Linked DNA regions of Mus musculus: region 1 is linked to region 2. Evidence: chromatin loops called from intact Hi-C (ENCODE). Cell type or tissue: left cerebral cortex. All regions are shown on one strand.

Region 1 (8,000 bases), 140 kb before region 2:
AAGGGATGAGGTTTTTTTTTTCCTTCCTGTGACATCAAGGATTTAGCACACATTAATAATTAGTAATAATAGTAATAATAACAATAACAACAAAATACCAATAATCACAATGTGTCAAATGGGAACAAGAACAGGATCCTTTAAGAATTTAAGGACTTAAAAAAAGACACCATTTCTTTTTTTCCTTCTCATTTCTCAACTTTACCTAACACCTATGAAAAGCTAATTCTCATCCCCAAATCTACCTTCTTCCCTGCTTATTTTTCACCCACAGCTCTAACAGTTATAAAAATCAAAATCTCATCACTCCCCATTACCTAGCTCACAGGTGAGGAAAAGGTTACAAACGCTTCAAGATTCACCCCACCCCCTCCCAAATAAAGTGACACTAAGCCGCAGAGCAGGTGACCTTAGAGGGACAGGGAAAGAGGTCCCTTGTTTTGCCTCCCTTCTCTGACAGAACTGGCTTTGCAGTGAGAGGCAGGCCTATGCCTGCCTCCCACTGCCTCCTGCCACAGGCTCAGGGTCTGCTCTGTCCTGTTGAGTAACTGGGTATCAAACAAGCGTAATTGACAGCTCCCCCCACCCCTGCCTCCCTCTCAGAACAGCAGTTCCCCAGGAGCCGCCTTGTACAACCTCAAACACTTTATTACTGGTCAATTTGGGTTTCCTGCCCACTTTAAGTGGCCGTGCTGAGGGTCTCCAACTCTCTCTAGCCCTCACTGATCAATATTAACAGTCACTTCTCTGCTACTCAGCAAGGCCAGGGACTGGCTGTAAATTACCACATTGCCGGCTCATTCTACTGAGAGAAATGTCGTCATTCAAAAGTTAGGGCTAATTGTGAACAGTGTCTCTTTTCCCGCTTCTCAGGACCGCCGTCAGAGATGGAATCAGAAGAGAATGCAAGGCTTGTCCACTTAGGGTTTGTTTAACCTTAGCTGACTCCGCCCATCCCCACAGACGCCTTCTCTGCCTGGTTATTTCTCTACTTCAGTCCAAACATTTCTAGTTCCCCAACACACAGAGACTAACCTCCAGAAAAGTCAGAAAAACTGTCATCCAGTAAGGATGCTAAAAACATGGGTTTATAGTCAATGAGTTATAGGTATGTAAAAATGAAACAATGGGGGTAGGGGTCAGGATTCCATTTTAACCAATTATTGGCTACAGTTTCCTTAGTAATCTTTGTTTATGAGGTAAAAGTCTAACAAGAAGCTAACGATGAGGGTTGTTTATAAGCAAATAAGCACACAGAGGCTCTCTGAATGTAAATCTTTGAACCTGGCAGGGGGAAGAAAGAAAGAAAGAAAGAAAGAAAGAAAGAAAGAAAGAAAGAAGGAAGGAAGGAAGGAAGGAAGGAAGGAAGGAAGGAAGGAAGGAAGGAAGGAAGGAAGGAAGGAAGGAAGGAAAGAAAGAAAGAAAGAAAGAAAGAGATCTGCTCCTGCAGGCAGCTGACTCTGCCTGTGGAAAGGGAAAAGAAAATAAAAAGAAAGCAAGACAGCCACCAAGAGCGGACCTTCTGCAGTGAGGGTGACGAAACACTACTGAGGGGTCCTCCTGGAACAAGGCTGAGTGGAGAGACAGCCTAGACACCCATGCTGTGGCTCTCCATGTGGAAGAAAGACCAAAGTGCGTGCACGGTGGAGGGAGAGAGGGAGGCGAAATAACGGGGCTGATGGACAGGAACAATAATTATTTTCAGACCCAAGAGGGCCTTTCTCCTGCAAAGATGGATTAAGTGTGTCACCACGTCGGCTGGCTTGTTTTTCTGTTGCTGCGGTGTGCGCGGCCACAGGAAGCTCCCCCAAAAGAGCTGGTGCTGAGGCTGAAGTGAGAGCTAATGACACCTGTGTGTGCACGGGCTCTAGAGCAACTCAGGACTGCATCCTCCAGGAAGCCCTGGTCTCACACACATCCCGGGGAGAGACTGATTGACAGACACCTGTCAACCACTCAAAACCATCAAGATCTTAAAACGGAAGTTCTGCTGTCTCTCTCTCCATCCGTAGGCTCTGCTGTTGGAGGTGGAAAGGCAGAAGTGTGGTGAGGCCTGGTCTTGAGGCCTACAGATTCCCTGGGAGGTGCCCTGGGCATCCTTTTCTTCCTTCATCTGTGAGGCTAAGCTTAGGTGTCACTCGTGGTATGGCTTTTAAACAACAGTTCTTGGGTGCCCCCACTGATTATCAACCCCTAGGACCATGCTCAGTTTCCAGGCAACCCTCAACGCCTCTCTACTTCCTCGGGAAGCAAAGGCCAACTTCCCGTGGGCCTTTTCCTTAGAAGGTCATCAGTAAATATTCTGAACCCAAATCCAGGCCACTGAAGACTCTGGTCCACCCTTTGCCTTCTGCCCAAGTTGTACCGGAAAATCACCTCCACAGTGGCTTTCTTTGTGTCTTCACATACATTATGAGCCCTCTGTGACTTAATCTGGGGAACCTGCCTATGTCTCATTAACTACTTTGTGCCCACTAGAGGCTTCTTTGAGTGAGGAAATCCTGTGGTCAGAATAGAAGGGGTGGCTGGTTACTCGTGGACAGTTGTCCCGATTTAAGGGTCTGTCCCTGCTCTAGAAACATTCTCCTTATGGAAGAGAAACAGAGCAAGCCACAGCTTAGAATCAGGGTACATACTCTTCCTTCTTAGCTTTATCTCACCCTGGGATTTTTTTTTTCTCCTTTGTTCCACCCTAGAATGGCAAGATGAGCTATCTGGGACTCTTCCAGACCATCCTATAAAACACAGCTCAGTTCATAGCCCTGTTCTGGGCAGCAGGGCACCACCAGTAGCCGTCAGGGCTGTTTCTATTGCGTATGGTACTGCCTAGGGTTATTCCCCACCAACAGGGGCTCATCAGATGTTCAGATCCCCCGGGCTGTACTTATCTGCAAGGACTGGCCCACCAGCCTGGTGACAGGCTAATCTCCAGGCTCAGGGCCCCGAATGAGAATTAGACACCAGCCGCCCCATGCTCTCTTTTGTTTAGAAGAGAGAGAGAGAGAGAGAGAGAGAGAGAGAGAGAGAGAGAGAGAGAGAGAAATAAAATCCTCGATCATTTAGTACAAGTCATTTTACATGCTGGGATAATGAAGTATAAAAATGCCTTCAAAGAACTGATTTCCTACTTTTAAGTCACTGCCAGCCACACTCTTTGTGAGGCCTCTCTGGAACATGCATTTCCGTCCCACTCAAACAAAAGAGCTACGAATTCATTAAACTCTTTAATTATGCCTTCTTATTTTTTCTCTGTTAGCAAGTGCTACCAGCACAAAGTAAATAAAGCCACCGTGGTCTCTCCCCTCTGCAGACACTAACTGTTTTTATTCTTTATTCCGTTTACGATATAAAGGGGCTATTTTTCCCCTCCCTTCTCCTATTCTTGGCCAGTTTCCTAGGACGAGCCCTGCAAAGAGAAGTGCCTAACTATGTATGCAGAGTCTGAAGCCAGTAAAGGAGCGTTGGGCATTGCAAGCACATACCCTAGCCAGCTTTCAAAGTACCCGCAGCCCACAGCAGCCAAACAGGACTTTACAGCCAGGCGCGGAAAAGATATTAGCTTTTTTTTTTTTTTTATACTCTAGTAAATTTGCTTTTTACATCTATTTCTTTTCAGAAGGGCTTGTTATTGAGCTGACTGTCCACAAATTCCATTGATCTCAGGCTGTGACTCAATCCATATGCTCGCGCTTTGACACCGGCACAGCAAGCGAGCCGTACAAATCCTGTTCAGGCTACAAACTTATTGATTTTATAGATTTCCCCCAAAGTTGTGATAATGATATATCATTGTTAAATTTGGTAGAACAAACTGCTTTCCCAATCTGTCAATGCGAGCATGAAAACCAATTCACAGCCTTGTTTAGAAGGCTTTCGCATCCAAGAATAAGTACAGCTAGAGGAAGCAGATCACCGATACCCAGCGACTGGCACCAGCGTGATGTATGATACCTTCCTTGCTGCCCTTTTCTGACCCACAGCACACTGGGCTGCCAGACTTGTACTCACTGGCTACAATTATCCGCAGCGATTCCTCCCCGGGATGTGCAGTATTAATTATTAACTACCGGGAGCAAGCTGCTTGGGTGACCCACATCGGTAGGTTTTAAAAGACAATTTTGGTAATTTTAATATGGGATGCGGATGCACTTGGATAGATTAGCATCCTGGAATTATTGACTCTAGTGGGTCAATTTCTTTATCCCTCTGCCTTTGCTTTCTCACGCTCCGTCTTTAAGAAGGATGGCGGCTGCATCCAGCAGGGGGCAGACATCAGTCATTTCCCTTGGAAAGGACTCATCTTCCCATCCTGCCAAAGCCTGGGTTAGAAGACTCCACCTCCCTCAACCGTATCATCTCCTTTCCTATCAGAGGATGGCTATACCTTGGAGTCTGAGTGGCTTGGTAGGATTGCTTGGACCTTGTTTACCCCAAGGTATTTCTAAATGCACACCCTCTAATATCACAACCTTCCCAACCACCCTCCAAAACACCAGGTCTTCCCATTCACCTTCCAACTTCTCTCTAGTTCTTTAATTCATCAAAGTATCTATTTAAGTCATCTCTACATGCATACTAACATCTCTTCCTCTACTTCCTGATTGCCCAGAACGTATTTTCAACCAGGACTGTGTGATCACCTTGGGTCAGAAGGAAGGGCAATGTACTGACTGTAGATGCCGTCTGAAGTCTGTTCCCATCTCTTCTATAACTTGACTGTCTAGTCTTTCTTCCTTCCCGTGCGTTATCACCCAACTTTGGCTGCCTTTTAGTCCCTCATTCAGAAGTGCACGCCGATCCTCACAATGGCTAACCTTTTACTCTGTTAATTAGAAGAATTTATCAAAACAAATGAAGACCTAGCAAGAAAGCTCATTTCTTCAGATAAAAATCTAGATCTTGATGAGAATCTTGTATTGCCTTGTTTTTCTTTGCTTGCTCCATTTTGTTTCGTTTAAAGAGGTCTTGTGTAGCTCAGGCTAGCTCAGACTCATTCTATGGCCGAGGATGTAAATCATTGTCCTTCTGTAATCTACCTTCTCAGTGCTGGGACTAGAGGTATATTCCGCCACACCCAGCTTCCATTGCCCATGAAAGGAATTTTCTGTCTTCTCTCTATCTCTGTCGGGCATGCCTGAAGTCGAAGCCCTTCCTCCTTTGAGAATACCATGCCAACCCTTAATCTCCCTGCTGGATCCAAGCAGGACGCCACGAGAAATGTGGCATTATCGCGCCATAGTACTTAGCTGAAATTTCAAACACTCGCCTCCTCATAACTACTTATCTCTCCCTCTAACAACCTAACAGCTGAATTCCAACATGGGCTAATACCAATGTTTCTTTTATAACTCCATGCCTGGACAGCGACTTTAATAAGTGGCTTCCAAATCCAGAATGTGGCCACAGTCAGACCCAGCCATTCCACTCAGTATACCCAGGGCTAACCTGGCTTCTTTTCATTAACACTTCTCCATGCCATGTGCCTATGCTGACAATTTTCACACAACTTTTTTTTTTTTTTTTTTACAGCCCGTGGGGGAGCCACAGTAGTCATCATTGTCCATATCACAAATAGGGACATGGAGGCAGGGATTTATTATGGGTCACAGCACAGCTGGTCTTTAAACCCCAGGTCTTCTGATCTCTATACTCAATAACTTTAGCAATGTTTATATGCTGTGTTGTATATCTCATCTGTTAAAACAGTCCCTGTTTATGAGGGAAGCTTGTGACACTTAGAAGTTCCCTCCTCAAGGTCATATGATCTCTGTACAAACTGCTGGGGAAGAGGAGACTTCTACAGAACCAGGCATCTCCAGGGATGCAGAAACTGAGTTACCCAGGATGCTGTGCGTTAAGCCGTCACATGCAGCCTTGCAAGTAGCGTCTCTTATCTGACCTCCTTGCTCTACCTGGATCAAAGAGACCTTCGCTCACCATCTCCCAGGAACAGTCACATAGACTCAGTGCCCTCTATATCTTATTTATCCAACAATCTGCATAAAGCCCTTGTATTCAATGTGTTCCCTTCCCCTAACCTGACACCTGGATTGAAGATGACGTTCACAGTATTACTTATCTGTGTCTATCAACGTGTGTGTCATGGCGGTAATTGGTTTTGAGGCTTTGCTTACTAGGAGAAAAATAGAGCAGCCGTCTGTAAGACACATCACTGAAGGAGAGCCTCCAACTTCCCTGTAACGTGGCTATTGGGAGGGGTAGGGGTGAGAGACTAGGGAAGGTACAGAATCTAAAGATATTGTTGAGATTTGGAACCTAAAGACCAGCAATCTACAAGATGGTTTACAGACATAGATCTAGTACAAAATTCCCATAGCGCTTACAGGAGTATTCAGAAATGCGCAAGTGCACCTAGTCTCTCTCCAGGAAATCAACAGTTAAATAACCTGGCTATTGGCCTTAACCCATCCATTGCAACTTCCAAAGGCTTTACTGGGGTGTCTAGACTCAGGTGTTCCCTCCTCCAAGGGACAGATAGAAACATATGCCTGTCTGAGAAAAGGAAGCAGACAATTAAAATTTTATGACAAAAAAGTCCCCCACCCCGAATTCTTACTCTGACCACATACACACATGCTGGCAAAGATAACTGCCCTCCTGTTCATAATTGCACTGGTCCGAGTGTGCAGAGCCTTCCCACAGAATGATGGCTTCCCCTGTCTCCTGCATTTGTTCGTCTCCTTTGGGAGGAGCAATTTACAGAAAGCATTATTGATTTTTGCCATAATAGGTACAGAGATGCCTCACCGTCCTCACTCAGCCGGCTCGCTCTCCGCATCACAACTGTCAGGCCAGTTTGTGAAGCTCCGTCATTATTTTTTTTTTTCAAGGAAATCCATCACAAGATTGGGGGGGGGAATGCAAGGAAAGCGATGAAAATAAAATTATTTTCACCTTGCCGTACGGAAGAATGTCCACGTCCTTCGCTGGAAATAGGTGCAGGCATCACAGAATCGCAGGATGATGGGAGGAAAGGGGACTTTTGTAGACTTCCAAGAAAAATTAACAAGAGACAGGGGTGGGTAGGGGGAGGTTGAGGAGAGAAAAAGCTGGTAGCGGCCTATTAGAAATATTCCTAATGCAGCTACTCTTGGACTAGGTCAGTCCTTCCTCCCTGGGGAGTGAAGCTCCTACAGACACTGTCCTTACTGAAGAATAATGAGAAATTGAATTGTGTGTGTATTTGTATGTGTGTGTGCATCTATACATAGGTACTCAGGTGTGTCTGTGCATATGTGTGTGTGTGCATGTATGGGTTGTGTGTATGCATGTGTATATGTGTGTGAGAGTGTCTGTATGTGTGTGTGTGTGTGCATGCATACATATGTATGCATGTGTGTCTGTGAATGTGTGTGTGCATGTGTGGCTTGTGTATATTCACATGTATTTGTATATGCATGTATGGCTTGTATGCATGCCTCTGTGTGTGTGTGTGTGTGTGTGTGTGTGTGTGTGTGTGTGTTATTTTCATTTTTGTACCCCAAGGAATCTGTCCTGAAATTCTTTTGTTCACAGACCACCCACCCTTGAGAGGCCACCAAACCCTTCTGCACTTCATTCTTTTCTGCCGGAAGTTTCTTGTGGTTCCCTGCCCCAGCCCACTCTCTCCTCTGTGATCACCGGAGGCTGTACCACTTAGAAACCTATCTGACTGAGCACACAAAACCCTCGCCTCAAATATTCCTAACATAAAAAGGAGTCTCTTTAAAAAAAAAATCATGTGGAAAAATAGCGGCAGCGGGAACCGCACTAAACGCATTGTAGAGCCTTCAGCAAGCCTTTTGGTATTCACCTCTTGTTCACGTTGGCACCACTGGTCACTGGCACGTTTTCCTTACAGGTTGCGGGGCTTCTGGGAAAGGTGAGAGCTTATCATCCATCATCCATGGTTCAGGACTTTCCTTTTGCCCCAATTCCTAATCAGAGCCAGATTTGAGGCTCGGAAGATTTAATCCAAGCACTGGCTCTGGGTCCCATTC
Region 2 (8,000 bases):
GCAAAATTTGGGTCTGGTGGAAGAATTCTTTGATGTCTGGATTCCAATTTAACCCCCGACTGAGTTCTAAGAATCAAATGAACAAAGTATATCATACAGCCCGAGTCTGCCTGTCAACGCTAGTCATCATTTTTTATTTTATTCTTTCCAGCTGCATGTGTTTACAAGACTCTTCTGACGTTTCCTCCCCTCAGAATGTACACAGTGACTGCTACGGGCAGTTGCCAAATGCATTTGTAAAACAGCTCAACCCCGTGTTTGTTTATTCATTGTGCGTCTCCATCGGTCTCAATAAATATGCACCACTCTAATTTTTTACATTTGCTATTATGTCAGACCTCCGTATATTTGACTTATGTGTTTACGTGTGAATATAAACAACCCGCATTTTAAAAATATCTGAAGGACATGCCGCACATAAAATGGCATATTCACATGCAAAAATTCGCATTGCTGCTCGCTGCTTGACTGTCTAGAATAGATTCAAAGGGGTTGTTTTGTTTTGTTTTAATGATGAGGGTTATACTGGCGGAGTTTTCAAAACATCCCCAAATGTACAAATAATATAAGATTCCTATCTTGATCCGAAACACTGCTTGCTTGCGTGTAACTGAACAGACTCACAAATGCCTGCTTCACACACATTAAGGGCAGTAGTGGATGACAATGGTTACATTGTACTGAAGAACTGCCTGAAGACACCGCAAACAAACACAACTGTACCCTCTTCCCGGGTATACGCCTATCAAGTGAGCTAAGTCCCCAAATATTTTAAGGCAGTTATAAATATTTAAAGAGTTAATAATAAATCTAGGTTGCTTAAAGAATATTTCCAAGTAACATGAAATATTTACTTTCCTCCCCCTACCCACCCACCCCATAAAAAAGATAAGATTTATCACAAAAATGTTTGAGGAATAATCAGCCATTTTGAGCTAATATATTTTAATATTTATACACATAATACATGCTGAATATAAATGATACATGGTGATTTCCCATAGTGTATAGAATTTATACAATTAACCGCAAGATCCAATGGCTTCCAGGCACGTAAGGGGCAAACACACTTACAAGGTTTCACTGATTATTGTTATAAATCTTATAAAGCGTAAAAGCATTAAAGTATATTCTGTTTACACCATTCATTACAAAGCCCGGCATATAAAAATATTATTTTTTTATTAAAAGATTTATATTTTTCTGGCTTTTTTCTTTTATGAGGTAAATTTATTTGCCAGTTTAAAAAAAAAAACTTTCTATTTTTCCATCCCCAAATACATGTTTGAAATATACCCTGGGTTTCAGTATCAATTTTCTGGTTATTTCTCAAGGGTTATATTTGTGCACAGTAATTGCAGCAAATATTTGGAAATTATTCATTTGGTTTCTCCAAAGTGTTTAAATTTAAAAAGAATCAAATAATAAAAGCACAATGGGATAAACTGCCTATTTTCTACACATCTGATAGCTATATACATATGTATGCACTTATACGTGTCTATTTCTAGTACGCCATTAATCAACAATGACAAAACCATGTTATCAATCTATCTATGCTGGACATAGAATGTTTTAATATTTATACAAACCACATCAAAAATATATGTGTGATTTTGCTTTTCAGAGCAAGAGGCTCGAGTCTTTCATGGAGATATTTTTCACCGGGTCTTTCTATGCTTTCTTAGCCATGTGTAATGTTTAAATATACCTGTGATTAAAAAAAATGAAATAGAATCTGCAATAAATTCAGCAATATGCTTTAAACCCTTCCACTGTCTGAATAGTGTTGTTGTTCGGGGGTGCAGGGGGTGGAGGGTGGCGCTAAAGGCAGGAAGCCTCTGGACTGGGAAACAGACATGAGCATCTGCCCGCAGGATCCAGGAGTTGTCCATTGTGAAAGGCACTGGGTTCCACAGCAACTTCTCAAATCGAATCGGCTTTCATTCCTAGAATGATTTCCTGCCGCTGAGCCTGAATTTGTAGGCAGCCATGAAAAAAATATCCGTAAGATTGATCTACCTCTGAGGGGAACCTCTGGAGAAACACAGAAGTTTTATCAAACCCATGTACACTTACATCACCCAAGGACCTATTACCTGCAGGAACACTGTTTGCATACAAGCTCGGCTAATGCCACTAATGTATTTACCTGCATTGAGGCACATACATAGTAAATGCCCCCCCTTGGTCTTGGGGATAGGATCCACACACAGGCTCAGTGTTTATGCCCCTCCCAGAACAGGTATTCATTAATCTGCATGTCTACATCAGGGAAACAGCAGGGTCGCATCCCCCTTCTTCCTACTTCTTGCTGTAACCACCCAGGCTATCAAAGGAAGAAAACGCAGAAGTAAAGAAATGGTTCCTTTCATTCCCTACTCAGTTCACAAAGGTGGGGTAGAAATCCAGGACCTTTCTTCCCCATTCATGTGTCAAATTGGAGTACTGGAAAGAATTGAGAAGTATGGCTTTCTCTCGCTTTCCTTTACCATGTAAAGCAAAGACCTAGATTAAGCTTTGTTTCTTTTTTTAAATAGGCCCGGTGTTTTTTCTCAGTCACCCATGCACACACACACACACATACACACACACACACACACACACACACACACACACACACACAAACCCACCAAGTGGCTTCACGGTCCACATCTGGCTCCCAAACTGTCATTCATTTGCAGGCACAGCAGCTTAAATATTGAAAGCCAATTTGAACTTAAAATATATATATGCATATATATATGTGTGTGTGTGTGTATGCATATATATATATATATACATGATATAATAAATCAAACTAAATATAAGCCTTGGTAACTTTATTTTTAATGACTTTCAAGAGGAAAAAAAATAGGTAAGGGAGAGAGATCAGCTGGGCGGGTGTAAAAATTGTTAATCTTAAATTTCTACAAACCCGAGTGTCAGAGCAAGCATGTACAGGGCATCAAGCATAACAAAAAGAAACGAGGTGGGGGGAAGGGGTCCCCGCACTCGCTTCCTTGAATCCCTCTGAATACATTTCACAATTCATCAGTTTTTGTCTTTCCTGCCTCGAATGAGGACAATCAGACCAGACACCCATTAGATTTTTCATGCATTTTTTTTTCTTGTTCATGACATGTTGGCAGGGAGGATGGCAATTCTGAAATCTTACCAAATGAGAAAAATGTCAGAAGCTGAACTGACAGCTAGTGGTTACTATGGTGATCGGTGATGCTGGGGGAAAAAATAAAATAAAATAAGACTCGGTTAATTCAAAAGGAATCAAGTTGGGTATTTTTTTTTAAGCCAGTTGATAGAGATGCAAACTTAATCCTGATATTGGGACATTATCTTCTCCAGCTAACAGCCAAAGACACCATTTAGCTTAAATAATAACTAAATACATAGCTCGTAATCTTGTGATTAAAAATAATGGAAAGAAACGATATTGATAAATGGAAGTCAAATACTATTAGCAAATGACTATCAGAGAAATATAGTGTATATTTAGTGCAAAGAGGGTTTGGGGTGGGGCTTGTGGGGAGAGAAATGTACAGTTTTAGAAAAATATTTTTATAAGAAAAAGATGGAAGCCTCATGGGGGGGGGGACTTTATGGTACTATAGATTCACTTAAAACACACAGGCACATAAGCCAGGTGTTTTCCTTGCCAATGCTCACCAAGGCAAAAAGAAAGAAATATAACTCTGTTTCAGACCAGTTCATAGAATTCAACTTCTTTCATTTTAGAGGGTATTTACAGAAAGTCTTATTGTGAGGTTTTTTTTAAGTATATTTGTTCTCCGTATCATTTCTCTTTTTTGTTAAAATCAAGTTTCATGTACTGATTGTTCTTCTGAGCTTCTTACCACCGGCATGCAAAATGATAATCTGGCAAGAGGAAGAAAGCAGCCATAGGCATCTTCCCTCAACACCATGCAACAAGGACAGCTGCTGGCTCAAACAACCACTGCTGTTATTTCACTGGTCTAAAAGAAGAAAGAACGTCATGAAGATGACTTTTACAATTAGCTAAAATCATTAATCAATTTTTGGTCTATATGTAATAGACACAGAGTCCCAGATGATTTATTATTATTATTATTATTATTATTATTACTATTATTATTATTTAAAGAGATTTTTAATTAATCAGTTTACAAAGATGTCAAGTGTGCCAGGGGTCAGCCTAAAATGAATGCCACACAGATAAACAATCTCTGCTCCAGAATAAAACTTCATCAAGGTCTCCCTTCACACCCACACGAAACTACTTTGATGATAACGGCAGCTTAGTGCCAAAAAGGTGGGCTGCAGAAGATGAAAGGCAGCTCTCATTCTGAAACAGTGCCATCTGAAAACTTTCCTTGCTTGCATATTTTATCCATGTCCCACACTCCCAGATCTAGCCCATTTTTTTTTCATTTGCTATAGTGACATTAAATTATCTATTGCCACCTTTCCCCACCTTCCCTAAATCAAATCTTTTGAGAGTTACAAGTAACTAGCAAAAACAAGATTCTTATTTATAACCTCAAGCTAGTATTTAATGCAAGGGAGAGGTAGAGGTAGATGTTAGCGAAGAAGAAACTCGGGAGGGGGTATATATATATATATATATATATATATATATACACATACATATACATATATCACACACACACACACACACACACACACACACACACACACACATATATATATATATATATGCAGCACTATTGGCTAAGGGAAGCCCTTCACTGAACAGACTACAATGCCATCTACTGGGAAAGTGAAGCTCGGCCTCATTGCCAAGAGCAAAGCTAGCTTAAAAGGCTTACAGACTGGAGAGACAGGCAGTCTTGCACTTTCTCTGTTGTAAAGGGTAGGAAATCTTTGCATGTATCATACACATATGTATGTGCCTATCATTTGGAACATCAGTCCCCATTATAAACCACTATGTTCTTTCTCTGAGGCAAGCCTCCTCCCAGCGGTTTGGTTTTGTTTTGTTTTTAATTTTCTACCAAGTTCTGCTGTCTTCAGTTCCCTCCATAACAAACAACACCCAGAAACTAGAACCACCAGGGAAGCAAGGGACCTTAGGGTCCATTCCTACCATCTCTAGCTTGTGAATTTCACAAGCTGTTTGTGCTACAACCTACTCTGCAAAATTTTGGGGTTGTTTGGGTTTTTTTTCCTCTGTGAAATCACAATAGGGAAGCCGACCATCCATCATGGTGGAGCTGGGATGAAGAACAGCCAAGACAGAGAGCCTTGGTCCTGTCAGCATCCAGTCTCTGAGTGGTCTTTAGCTGTGTGGGATGAGACTTCCGTGGTGCCTCATAAAACACAGGCATCTGCCCAGGTTCCAGGAGTTCCTCTCCCGTGTCTGCATGCACACCCTCTGCTCGGCCGCACTCTTCCCTTTCATTTCATCCTCCTCGAGACATGATTTTCATGAGAATCATGGAACAGGAAGGATGTTTAGGAGACCACCATCTCAGATTCTGCATACAAAGCCGTTAACGCTAAGGGGAAGAAAAGCTAAGGGGCTAGACAACTCTGCTACACCTCCAACAAAACGAAGCTACATCTTCACAACCGCTTGGGGGAAAATAATTAAAATAAACTCGGTGTATACCCAAAAGTCTCTGCAACATTTTGCAACTGCGGGTACAAACATAAGAAACAGCAGGGATACCCAACTTGCTGTTAGGGTCAAGAATTCTTTATCATGGAGGGTCAGCCTGTGCAGTATAGGATGACAAACAGGACCCCTACTTTCCACTCAAAAGATGTCACTAGCCCCACTACCACCCCATACACATGGTGTAATGACCAGTTAATCTCTCCAGACATTGCACATCGGCTGGGGAGGGGTAGAAACGGCAGAGTCACCCCCTCCCTGTTGGTAACACTACTACAGAATACCATTTAGAGGAACTATAGCTGACTCTGAATCATAGCAATGCATGGAAAGTCACTTAAAAAAAAAAAAAAAAAAACGGCAGAAGACTAGGGTAGAATCAGTGTAAATCTGAATCCAGAAACCTGCATCACGTAAATTCTTTTAACTGTGGGGCCAGTTGGAGATCCTGGCCTTCCCAAAGGCCTCTCTGGACAGTTCTCATGGTGGAGGAAAAGGGGAAGGCCACTTCATGGGTGGGAGCTGTTAGACATGTTCTCAAAGCAGGGGTCAAATATGCCATCATGACAAGGTCTGCAGGCTCAGGGAACAGATTAGAGAGGAGGTAAGAGATGGAAGAAAGTCAGGACTATTTTGGTTTGTTTTGTTTTTAATTATTTTTTTCTATATAAAGGCAAAAATATAAAGTGAAAAAATAAGTAATGTTTAAATATGGGCCCTCTTTTCCCCGTAAAATAGAAAAACCCTGTTATATATAGTATATAACAGGAAAAAGAACCAGGAAATAATGAAATTTTAATTTCCTAAATTGGGAATGCTATTAACAATTTTGTTTATAATTTCAAATACAGTATCAGGCTGTAAGATAAAGAATTGGAAAACATGGGAGGGCCATGGGCTATACATTCAGGAAGGCTAGGAAGCTGGGGATATGGATCAGTGGAAGTGCAATAGCCTACAGCCCTAGCACGAAAAAAAAAGTCAAACAAGCCATATGAGGTGAGCTACTGAAATTTAGAGACGTCACGATCCGGTGCAGAAGAGTATGAATCTGTATTAATCTGAAATGTCTCTAACCGGGTCCTTGCAGGTACGGTTTCCGAGTGAGCTGTATCTGCCTTCTGTCTCTCCCACCGGATGCTGCGCACAACTAGTGTGGCCCACCAGATGCGCATGGCTGCTTCCACTGCCTTGCCATATCTACCAGAAAATCTCCCAGGTTTGCTAGGGAAGTTGTCCACAGGGTTGGAATCCTTCTGTGGGATTCAACCTGGACAGTTGAGCTGCTGTGTCAGGTGCCCTGTTTAGCAACATTTCTGTGTGACACACCAACGAGGCTGAGAATATAAACTGTACAACTGACATTTTTCTTCAGTACTCTAAAATCCTGCATTTTCTTGGAACAGGAGAATGATGTGTGAGAATTAGAACAAACTGAATAGATGCAAAATATATTCACTCAAAAAAAAAAAAAAACAAAAAAAAAAACAGTCCCTGGTGCCACCTTCTATAAGGCTGGTGGCTTTGTGGAGTGTTTCTTTGAAAGAACTGGACCACACATACGCCCTCATTCACAGTGACTCTATACATGAACTGTCTCCGTATTTTTTTTTTAAAAGAAAACTCAGCTTGTGCGGTCGCTGCTAGCTCAGAGAAACTCCCCAACTATTTTCACATTTCATTCACACAGTGGATGGGGGCCACAGTGCAGAGAAGACAAGGCCCTGGAAAAAGAGTTCCATTGGTGGGGACACACAGAGAAGTCTCTCTCTAAGGTGCTGTAATGAGTTTCTTAAATGAAGCTCGATCGCTAAAGCAGTGTACATGGACCCAGGAAGCTTTCTGCAAAAGATTATTCTTACACACACATGCACACACACACACATGCACATGCACACATGCACACACACATACACGCACACACACATACATGCACACACACATGCACACACACACATGCACACACACACACACACATGCACGCACACACACACACACACACACACGCCCAGACCCTACCTTGTTACAACCTTATGGCAAGTCTTTCAAATCTAAAGAAGTAAAACACCCATTGCTTCCTTGCCCCCTTTTGAAAATTGCTAACCACACTTTTAAATTTCAATATCTTCTCACACGCTCTAGACATTTGCTAAGGTTGATTCTCCTAAGTTGGCCTTTAAATTTCTATTTATTCACTTTTTTCATTATCATTTAAAAGAATAAATAACTTCTAGCCATTACCTTTTAAGACTGCCCAAGGCTGTGTCCCTTCAAGGTTTTCTTACTGTTCCTTACAGGGCTCACCTGGGCAGCACCCTGTAAACTGCTCACACCTGACAACCTTCACCATACCCCACCCCCTCTCCAGACAGAGTAATCCGTC

Evidence for each region. Hi-C counts contacts between places; a loop is a spot of excess contacts. Peaks named below come from ENCODE experiments on the same cell type or tissue, not always from the same donor. Only the 100,000 strongest peaks of a DNase experiment are listed, where the experiment ranks them.
Region 1: a loop joins it to region 2, with 7 times the contacts of the local background. A loop is called at or near these places in 4 of 42 quality-filtered maps.

The regions. Positions count from the first base shown.
Region 1 is chr8:108,097,559-108,105,558 of GRCm38, reverse strand. No RefSeq gene overlaps it. Among named protein-coding and RNA genes, the nearest start is that of Gm34675, 210 kb to the left of the region's middle. In left cerebral cortex, a CTCF peak has its summit at 4,251 (motif pointing right); DNase peaks (open chromatin) are centred at 3,332 and 4,249; H3K4me3 peaks cover 600 bases; H3K27ac peaks cover 391 bases.
Region 2 is chr8:107,952,845-107,960,844 of GRCm38, reverse strand. No RefSeq gene overlaps it. Among named protein-coding and RNA genes, the nearest start is that of Gm39242, 120 kb to the right of the region's middle. In left cerebral cortex, a CTCF peak has its summit at 4,775 (motif pointing left); a DNase peak (open chromatin) is centred at 4,771.